Linked DNA regions of Homo sapiens: all the other regions are linked to region 1. Evidence: chromatin contacts called from ENCODE Hi-C data. All regions are on one chromosome and are shown on one strand. The core of a region is the stretch at or near the end of the contact, and the rest is flanking DNA. Distances in the headings are between cores, read along the strand shown. Region 1 overlaps LOC107986772 (a long non-coding RNA gene). Region 2 holds the start of HDAC9 (histone deacetylase 9). Region 3 overlaps HDAC9 (histone deacetylase 9).

Region 1 (3,131 bases), core at 385-2,884:
CATCTATAAACATTGGTTTCCGTAGATCTGTTCCTCTAAGCAATTTCTTACTGCTTTTTGCTTTTCTTTTAATACATTTCCTGTTTCTAGTCTATAATTTCTGCTTAATTCTTTCCTATATTGGGCCGTCAACTCATTCTGTCATCTGCTTTATTTCCCTCTACATTAAACAATCACTTCCAGAGTACTTTCATTCAATATTTATACAAAAGGGGGGTTTTAATTGAAATTCATTAGAAAAAAAGCTAATTACTAACTTTTTAAAGAATAGATTCTTTTTCACCCTCCATTGAGAGATATGTTACAAGCAATGTGCTAAAACTATATTAGCATGATTTTAACACATGAATTCCCTGATTCCCAATCCTTTCACAGTTCTCCTTTATATCAAGATTTCATAAGCATTATACATTAAAAAAACAGTGAGAAGTACGTAATAGAGTATACCTACCAATATTTAGTATATTGGAGAAAAGCAGGAATACAAACATCCTATAAATGGCAACATATCTGATCATGAGATGACTGGAATAAATAAAAGCACAATTTATACTTAATTTATACTCACCTGAGATGTAGAACAGTTAATGCTTAGTCTTTGATCGCAGCAGAACATACAGATGATTTCTGCTAACATCAAAGATGAAAAGAGCATTAATTGTTCTACTTTTCAGTTGAACATATTATCAACTACAGCAAGACATGATATTCTTTACTTTAGAACTTTACAGTCTAAAGGGAGAATGACAAATATAAATGTAACTATAAGGTAAAATATGATCACTATCATAAAATAAAGGGTTTGATGACCTCAAAGGAAAGAGAAAGTGTGTCTCCTTGAGGGAACCAGGCTAAGTCTCAAGGAGGAGAGACCATTTGGGTTGGACTGATTAAAAAGTTGACAAGAAGAAGGGAACATGCTGAGCAAAGCTAGAGCGGGGAGGTAATAGTGATAGTTAAGAAACATGAACTAATCCAGCACAGGTTTGGGGTAGGTCAGGAGTAAGCAATAAGTAAAAAATTTGGCTAGATCTATATTTATTGAAGTCCTTAAAAATAGCCACCAAAGACTTTTGATTATTTTAACAAAGCTATCTAAGGCAAATTGGATGAAATATTAACATGATTGGGTTAAGAGGTCATCTCAGTTGTCTCTCTAGGTCTAGATTTCAAACGATAGTGTGCATACTTGTCTCTGGAGCAAATAAAAAAGCCAATGACTGTGACTAGGCCCAACCCTTGATTATGATTCACTTCATAAGCTATGGGGCCCAGAAATCCATATTTTTTATCAGGTGACTCTGTGCACATTAGTTTGAAGTTTGAGTGTCTAAGTGAAAGGAGAAAGCCTGACCTTGAGTGTGTCAGAAGAAATGGCTAATAGGTTATAGGTGAGATCAACCTGGCACTCTGACTGTAAAACCTGAATTTTTATACATGACTCAGTTTCAGTTCTGAGGCTTATTTTACTGAAGCATCAAAAACAATCAACGTTTCTTAAACTATACAGTGCTAATTCTCAGAATTGCTTCCTGAAGGTGACTGTAAAACTGAGCACTACCTTAACATACATGGTTTGTGGTTGGATCTAACAGGTTGGGACTAAATTGAGACTGCTTCTTATCCTCCTAATGTCTTAAAAGCCTGGTTGGGCTGCTAAGAGAGATTACAGGAAAAGAATACAGATGAGTTTGAATTCTCCCAGGGCAGGGATATTAACTAATTTGTCTCTTGTAACAGGGTCAATGTTTGTGGAATGAATAAATGAGTGAGTGAATGAATAAACAGGAAATGTGGTTGACTTTTGATGAAAGTTTATAGGACAGTCGTTCAAACACTATCAGAAAATCTAATGTCACCAATGTCCTATAAAATATTGTTCCAGGAAGGCGCTATGACTTTCTACCACAACTGGAAGCAAATGTAACACAAAAAGCAAAAACCTCCTTATTCTTTGTTGGCCTATATCTCCTATCCCAAAAAATACTTCCTTTTTCCTTGGAAAATTCTGGCAAAGATGTCATGAAGCTCCCCCTTAGAAGAGAGCCTCAAGGCAATACAGTTTGCTACAAGGCAAACTTTATTTGCTCCTAAGAATTGTAGCTGCAATAAACTCTGCATGAACAGTATTTACAAATATTCCATCACTTAGTGGAAAAAAATCTTGGGTGCTGCTAAGAATGTGTCTGGCTGGACAATGTTAAATTTTGGAAAACAACTATTTTCTAGGCTGTTTACTAGAATATAACTATCATCAAAATATATTCATGGAGCATTTTTTTTAAAACAGTGAGAATGCCTGTAGTTCAGTAGCTACTGAAGTAATCTCTCCTGTGAAAAGGAGGAGGCCAGCAATAAAGAACAGCATCTCTACATTTATACCCATACAGTATTATTTCTAATATGTTCGACTTGAATTCTCACTTAGATAAATAGATTCCATATGAACCTAATTAACTGGCGTTTCAGTTTCCAAAATGTTATGTAAAATGTAGTGTTTTAAATTGAAAAAATGCAGATGGGAATCTTGAAGGTGTTTGATTTATAGCTGATGCAACAGTTCCTTTTTCTGTTACAGCAGAATACTAACATTATGCTTAGATGATTTAAAGTAGATGCTGTTTATTTTATTTGACTTTCACTAGGATTATAAAGATGACAGTGCTCTACTACAGAAGAGATTTTCTTATTCTAACAGACAAATGCATTTCTAGCCATTATATCACGGCATACATTTTCACAATGTAAATAGCTATTTAATGGAAATGATGAGGCCACTAATGTAGACAAAGTAGCTATTGTCTGAGAGCCCCTGAGTCATCTTGTGTCACAGAAAATATAGTTATTAGTTTTAATCATAACCCTATGGCATTTTAGAAACCTTAGTATCTAACTTCAATATATAGAGATATATAATTAGGAAAATACTTAGACTTAAATTCCACATTGACTGGCATTATAAACTTTGCTTTCTAGTAATAATTAGATGGCTGATCAGAAACTATGTATTACATGGCCTTCCTTATGAAATGAGGCAGCTTTTAAAATTATGTATCATAGGCCAGCTGCAGTGGCTTATGCCTGTAATCCCAGCACTTTGGGAGGACGAGGCTGGTGGATCACCTGAGGTC
Region 2 (3,129 bases), core at 605-3,104, 1.4 Mb after region 1:
GGTACCTTATGTCATGAGACAGAGTTTGAAAACTACAATTGACTATCTCTAAATTTCCTCCCAGGTCTAAAATGTGATGATAGTTACTACTTCAGTACATCATCCTTAAGGAAAATTATTAGGTCCACACTGTTTCTATCCTTTGAATTTTACACATAAATTTTGTAATCAAAAGTTTATTTGTAATATCAGATGGAATCAGATAATTGCTTTTTGTTTTTTCCACTGACAGGAACATAAGATTTTGTTGTGTAGCTTAAGTCAAACGCAGTTTGGAATATATATTTTTTAAAAATTGTAACTTACATATCCAAATACAATTTTTCAAGAAGTAGAGTATTCAGTAGAAATTAATCTGTGAAAGAAGAGGAATTCAGCAGTGGCCTATTTGATGAATGATTTAACGTGCTTATTTCTTCCCTTTCATCAAAACTCTGTGTCCCCTTGTTTGCCCCCTCTGACTTCATACTCTGGAGTTGACCAAGATCCCTCTTCCATCGGATTGTTCTGGGAATTTTGAAATAATCTGCTTTTTCCTCTCTTTCCCCTGTTGCTTCTGATGCCTTAGAATTACATTTTCCTCGCTGATTTAGTTTAGAAAAGAGAAAAGAGCTTCCATGACTAGTAGATTATCACTTTTGGGTTTGCTCTTGGAAGTGACAAGATGCTAGGATCCCTCTTTGGAATGTAAAATTTATCTCTTATATAGAAAGGATATAAATGTAGCACCAGAGACTATAAAACTCTGATACTATCTACTGTACTGTATAGCTGAACGCCACAATGTGTCTGGTAATCTATTGACTATCATAAATGCTATTTCTACAGAAAAGTTAGGAGGTCCATATTTCGGGCAACCAATGTATAGCTGAATGCAGAACAGTCATAGTTGGGTACTAACCATATATATGATTTATCCATCAACAGGTGCATATGCTCAGAAATTCTGTATCCATAAGAAATCAGACTACTTTCTTTTCCTTTTGCAAGTAAATTGAATTTAGCCTGAGAGGCTGAGGGGAAATTTTCACATATAAGCCACGGTTTTGTGTTTTGTGTTTTGTTTTGTTTATAGATATAGTACTAACTGGATGGATGCGATAAAATTCATAGGTGGTACTAAGATACAATAGGATTTGTGAAATGGACAATTGTCTTGCATAAATAGCAAGTAAAAAATCAAGCCTGTCCTTCATAAAAATTTTATTCTGGGGTGTGCTTGTTTTCCAAAAGTACCTCTGCTAAATCTCCTGTTAGTCCTGAAACTAGAAGGCAGAAAAGCTTCTAGTGCTACAGCCAACTGCAGTGTAGCCTGAGAAACAGGCAACAAAAATAGAACACCAGGATTGCTGTGCGTGGGTGAGGCAGAAACCACATTATGAGCAAAAGCTTCCAGTATTATTTTAGAACCAATACAGAGCTCTGTACTTCTCTCCTCTCTCTTCCAAAAACACATACTACAAAAATAAAATGAAATGAAATGTATGTGCATTTGCCCTCTTAGAATTATGATTCTTAATTTTTTTTCTTGCCTTCCTTTCTTTGGAAGCGAATCGCCAGTATGGAAACACAGTGTGTAAAGCAAGCTTCGAGAGAGGAAAGAGTTAATTGGTTTTAAGGCCCTGCGATAGAGAATTATGGTTGGAAAGATAGAGGCTGGACAGCTGGGTTTGCTGGGGTATTTTTAAATGCATTAATGCAGGCTCCAATCACTCGGCCATGCTTGACCTATTTTTGGCTCAGGCCGACCATTGTTCTATTTCTGTGCCTGTGGGCCATGCTGTTGTTGATTCATATGCAAATGGATTATCACTCGCTTTAGCCAACTTGAGCTGAGAGAGACTGAGAAAGGGGGAAGAGAGGCACAGACACAGATAGGAGAAGGGCACCGGCTGGAGCCACTTGCAGGACTGAGGGTTTTTGCAACAAAACCCTAGCAGCCTGAAGAACTCTAAGCCAGGTTTAATTGGTTTCTTTTTCTCGTGGGTAGACTTAATAATTTTCTACGTATTCTGACAAAGAAATAACCCCGAAGCACGTTCCTATTTCCCACCTGCTTGTAGTTTCCGGGATAACCTAAACTCCAGAGAGCTATAGCATCCACTCTGTCCTTTCTGCTTTGCACACAGGTTGGTAACATGGGAAAAGTGTCCAGGTCTTTTTAAAAGTGGATGCCCATTTGAGCAGAAAGGAAATCATTGTCGAAGTTGATCCTCTGCTGCTTCTCCTCAGGGAGGAGGGAGAACCAGCGAGGGTAGCTCCTGGGGCCGGTGCACTGAGCAGTGATGAATGTTTCATGTAGCTGAAGTAAGAGTGACTGGAATATGCTGCAGACAATTTACGAGAGTGACTCCTGTTTTTCCTCAGATGGGGTGGCTGGACGAGAGCAGCTCTTGGCTCAGCAAAGAATGCACAGTATGATCAGCTCAGGTAAGATCCTCTTTCATAACTGAGACGTTTTAGGTTTGAAAGGGGGCTGGCTTGGGAAATGCAGCTAAGAAAAGCACCTCTCTTAAGGAAATTGCTGCTTTTTCGTGTTGATGTTGCTATTTTCTTGGTGCGTCTGTAGGGTTTAACTTAGATCCCTTCCATTACTGTTTCTGTGCATATTCAGTCTGCTTAGGGACAGCAGCTTCTGAATGAAATTGCAAACTATTGCTTCTGATGAAAGATGAGACTGAGATAAGTAAAATGTAGTTGGGGGTGTTTTGCCTTTACTATGCAACTAGAAAAAGGAGCTGTGTACTGATTGTAAGCCTATTCTAATAGGACTTTAAAAATCAGGTAAGTTCATATTGGGGCTTCAGTTTAAACTGCAGCCCCGCTAGCCTGACGATTTTATATTTACTCTGTGCCTACAGAAGCACATCTATTTATAGACCTACCTTCTAAAATGTGTTTGCCACAGAGTTATAAAGGTAGTTTTCTTTTTTCCATTATGTGGCTTTTTCTCATCAGCCCCAAATGAAACTGTTTAGGATGAAATAAAATTGTTATTAGCAGATGCTTATTTTAATTTTCTTCAAAAACATGTGGGAAGTCTAGCATTGTCAGGCAGATGTGATGGCATAACACACATGTAAATGTGTTAAAAGCAGGTGCAGCGTTTTAAAGGATAATAGGAACAGA
Region 3 (2,893 bases), core at 311-2,810, 1.4 Mb after region 1:
GCCCAGTGTCTGTATTATTAGTTTTGCAAACATCTGTGGGCTCTAAGTGATTGATAAATACTATGTATAGAATTAACCTAAAGTTTAGTTTGAAGACCCTACTTCATAGATCAATATGAAAATGATGCCAGCAAAAAATATAGTTTAGACATTGTGCCTTGGAAAAATATTTCTATTTATATTAATGAGCTTATGTGATGTCATCACAACTCATTCTAGGAAAGATCTAGGTCAGTGTAATCCTATCTAGAGAAAGTTAAAAAAGAATAATTGTTGACTTGGTATTCTTCGTAGTCAGAAACAAATTAAATGACAAATTATGACACTATTTTTTATTACATGACAGACAAATAAAAAGTTACCATATATTAAATGCTCAAGAGGTTAATATCTATAAAGCAGAAATATAAACTGTAAATCAGTAAGAAATACCAGTAACTCAGTGGATAAATAATCAAAGGCTATGAATAAGACATTTACAAAGGAATAACCAAAAATAGGCAGTAAGTATCCGAGAAGATGATCAATCTTTGTCATGATTAACACATCAATGAGGTGCCATTTTTGTCAACATTATGGGAGTAAAAATAAATGACTAGATAATGCTTAGTGTTGATTGTGGTTTGGAGGAAAGGGGTGTTGTCATGTATTAGTGGAAGAGCACACTGTTCAAATTTTGGAGCAGCATAAATTGGCAGTACTATAAAAATTAAAAATCTACACACCCAACAATCTAGTAATTCCACTTAATTGGTATACAGAAATACTTGCACAAATTCACAATAATTTATGTACCAGGATATTTATCAGCAGTTTTATTTATAATAATGGAAAACTGAGGGCAATCTAACTATAAGTCAATACATAATCCATACTCTGAAATACAAGTCATTAAAGTTATTAAGTAATGTCTGAAGATATTAACATAGAAGGATGAGCTCAATATATTAATGAATGCAAAAAAATGTAGAATGGTATACAGTACATATAGCATAGTAAGCTCAACTAATGGATTCATGGTACTTGTTTCCATTATTTTATTGTTGTAGTAGGAGCAGAAAAGTAGTAAAAGTATTTTAACCCAAAGAAAAAAAATGCTAGCATGAAAATCACAGTTCAATAAAGTGTTTTTATATCAGTATGTTTATTAATAATTAAAAGTATTAATAAGTTTACTTCAGGAATAAGATTAATTTACGTATCTGTGAGAAACTTCGTGATATACATCAAAATATTAAAGTAATCATGCTATATTTTTCTTTTCATTCTGAAGACCACCTCTTGCAGGTAACTTTTTCTATTTTATTATACTGTCCTATTCTCCTTTCTTTACTTAGTTATATATCACAACTATAGAAGAAATAGGTTACCTGTTACTTGCAGAAATGTCACTCACTATTAATATTACTTTGCAACACAGAAAATTTTTCTGAATAATTAGAGGCAACTAAGCAAGCCTAAATGGAGTTGGTTAATTAAGTTATAAAATTCTAAGGGAGTATGATGAACCATGTAGACATATGAGCTTTCTGTTCTGCTTTTTTATCAAATGTTTCTGGCACCTGGGTTTTCTCAACTGCCCTTCTGTTGAATATGATTTTCGAATTGATGTAATGAAGAGTGGTGCTCTCTGGACAAGTAAGCTGTTCATTTGTAGAATAATAATATGTCAACACATATTTTCCAAAATAACAGTCCTACTACCGTAAATGTCTTGGAAACAGTTACCTGACACCCAGAGAGTAAGTACAACTAGCCTAGAGCCTTGGTCTGACACCAAGCAAGAGGGTTTATGAAAGAAGATAGCCCAGAAAGCTGGAGCCCTGCTCTGCTGTGTCGACATGTCTACAGCTCAGAATAAAATTGAGTTTCCTGCTTTAGCCATAGCTGGGTCTTAAAATAACCTGAAGAAATTATAGTTCTGATTACATAGAAAGTGAAGGACTTAGAACATTCTCCTAATAAAGCCATGAGAATGACACAAAGCTTAGTCATCGGCAGTCCTCCTCTAACAGGCGTTTTAGAGAGAAAAATAGAGGTTTGAAATTGGATAATTTGATTTGAAATCTTGCCTAATTATTTTAAGAATGCAGAAAACCTTTCTTTTTTGGCCAAAAAAATAATGATCTGGAATCCAATTAGGAAAGAACAGGCTTTTAAAATGTTTGATATCTCCAGTAATGGAGAAAAATCATGTCTTTAAAATTACATTCTGCTACAAACCTCATTCTTGGATGTCTTGCTTTTTGCATTTTGAATGGACAAATTTAATGTAATTTCCTTTTGGAAACATGGCATTGGAAAAGTTAGATGAGATGTTTAATTTTATGTTGGATCCTATCTACCAGGGTACAGATTTTTAAGAAGAAAAACACTTCTTGTTTCGTTTTATTTCCCAAGGGAGATATCTCACTTAACCAGATGCCTTGCGATTTGTCACAATATAGATCATTTACACAGAATTTGTGTCCAGTCGTCCATCTATTTGATTTGCACACCATGAATAAAATAAGCAAAATGGATAAAGCTTCTAATACTCCCAATTAAAAAATTGCTATCTATTTTTTCACCATTAATATGCTATCCCAAATGGCATTTATCACCATACTGTCTCACCATATTTATTCGTATGCTGTTGTTTTCTCAAGATACGTTCAATTCAGATTATGTTTGACTTGCAGCCATATCAATAATATGACTAATAATAAACAACAGTCTAGGATTTCCAGTTTTTAGAAAAACGATAATAAATTTGAAGTGAACCTATATTCAGATTTACATTTTACTTAGTATTGTTTTTAAAAAAACATTCAATTAATATTCTGAAATGATTCCATTTATTTTTACTACAAAGTTAGCTGGACCTTTACAGCATTTTAGAGTTTTACACGAG

The links. Hi-C counts contacts between places; a loop is a spot of excess contacts on that map. Pooled maps may share reads with other maps.
Region 2: a loop to region 1 is called in a pooled map, with 2.0 times the contacts of the local background. The contact joins the promoter of HDAC9 here to the enhancer-like site in region 1. A Hi-C loop is called at or near these places in 2 of 37 single-sample maps with no recorded cell type and 3 of 50 pooled maps.
Region 3: a map with no recorded cell type shows a loop between it and region 1 (4-fold over the local background). The contact joins two enhancer-like sites. A Hi-C loop is called at or near these places in 5 of 37 single-sample maps with no recorded cell type and 2 of 50 pooled maps.

What each region holds. Positions count from the first base shown.
Region 1 is chr7:17,137,841-17,140,971 of GRCh38, forward strand. All of the region lies in intron 1 of LOC107986772 (a long non-coding RNA gene), which reads left to right. LOC101927609 (a long non-coding RNA gene) reads right to left here. Exons shown (of 12, transcript XR_007060234.1): 10 at 452-525. Among named protein-coding and RNA genes, the nearest start is that of AHR, 160 kb to the right of the region's middle. Within about 2 kb of position 1,635, at least 4 of the 41 ENCODE cell types and tissues checked have a DNase peak (open chromatin) inside an H3K27ac peak, as active enhancers do.
Region 2 is chr7:18,493,895-18,497,023 of GRCh38, forward strand. HDAC9 (histone deacetylase 9) reads left to right here and starts at 1,855. Exons shown (of 26, transcript NM_178425.4): 1 at 1,855-2,129; 2 at 2,368-2,430. The coding sequence starts at 2,409. RefSeq lists an enhancer at 1,584-1,633.
Region 3 is chr7:18,518,996-18,521,888 of GRCh38, forward strand. All of the region lies in intron 2 of HDAC9 (histone deacetylase 9), which reads left to right. Among named protein-coding and RNA genes, the nearest start is that of HDAC9, 25 kb to the left of the region's middle. Within about 2 kb of position 1,561, at least 7 of the 41 ENCODE cell types and tissues checked have a DNase peak (open chromatin) inside an H3K27ac peak, as active enhancers do.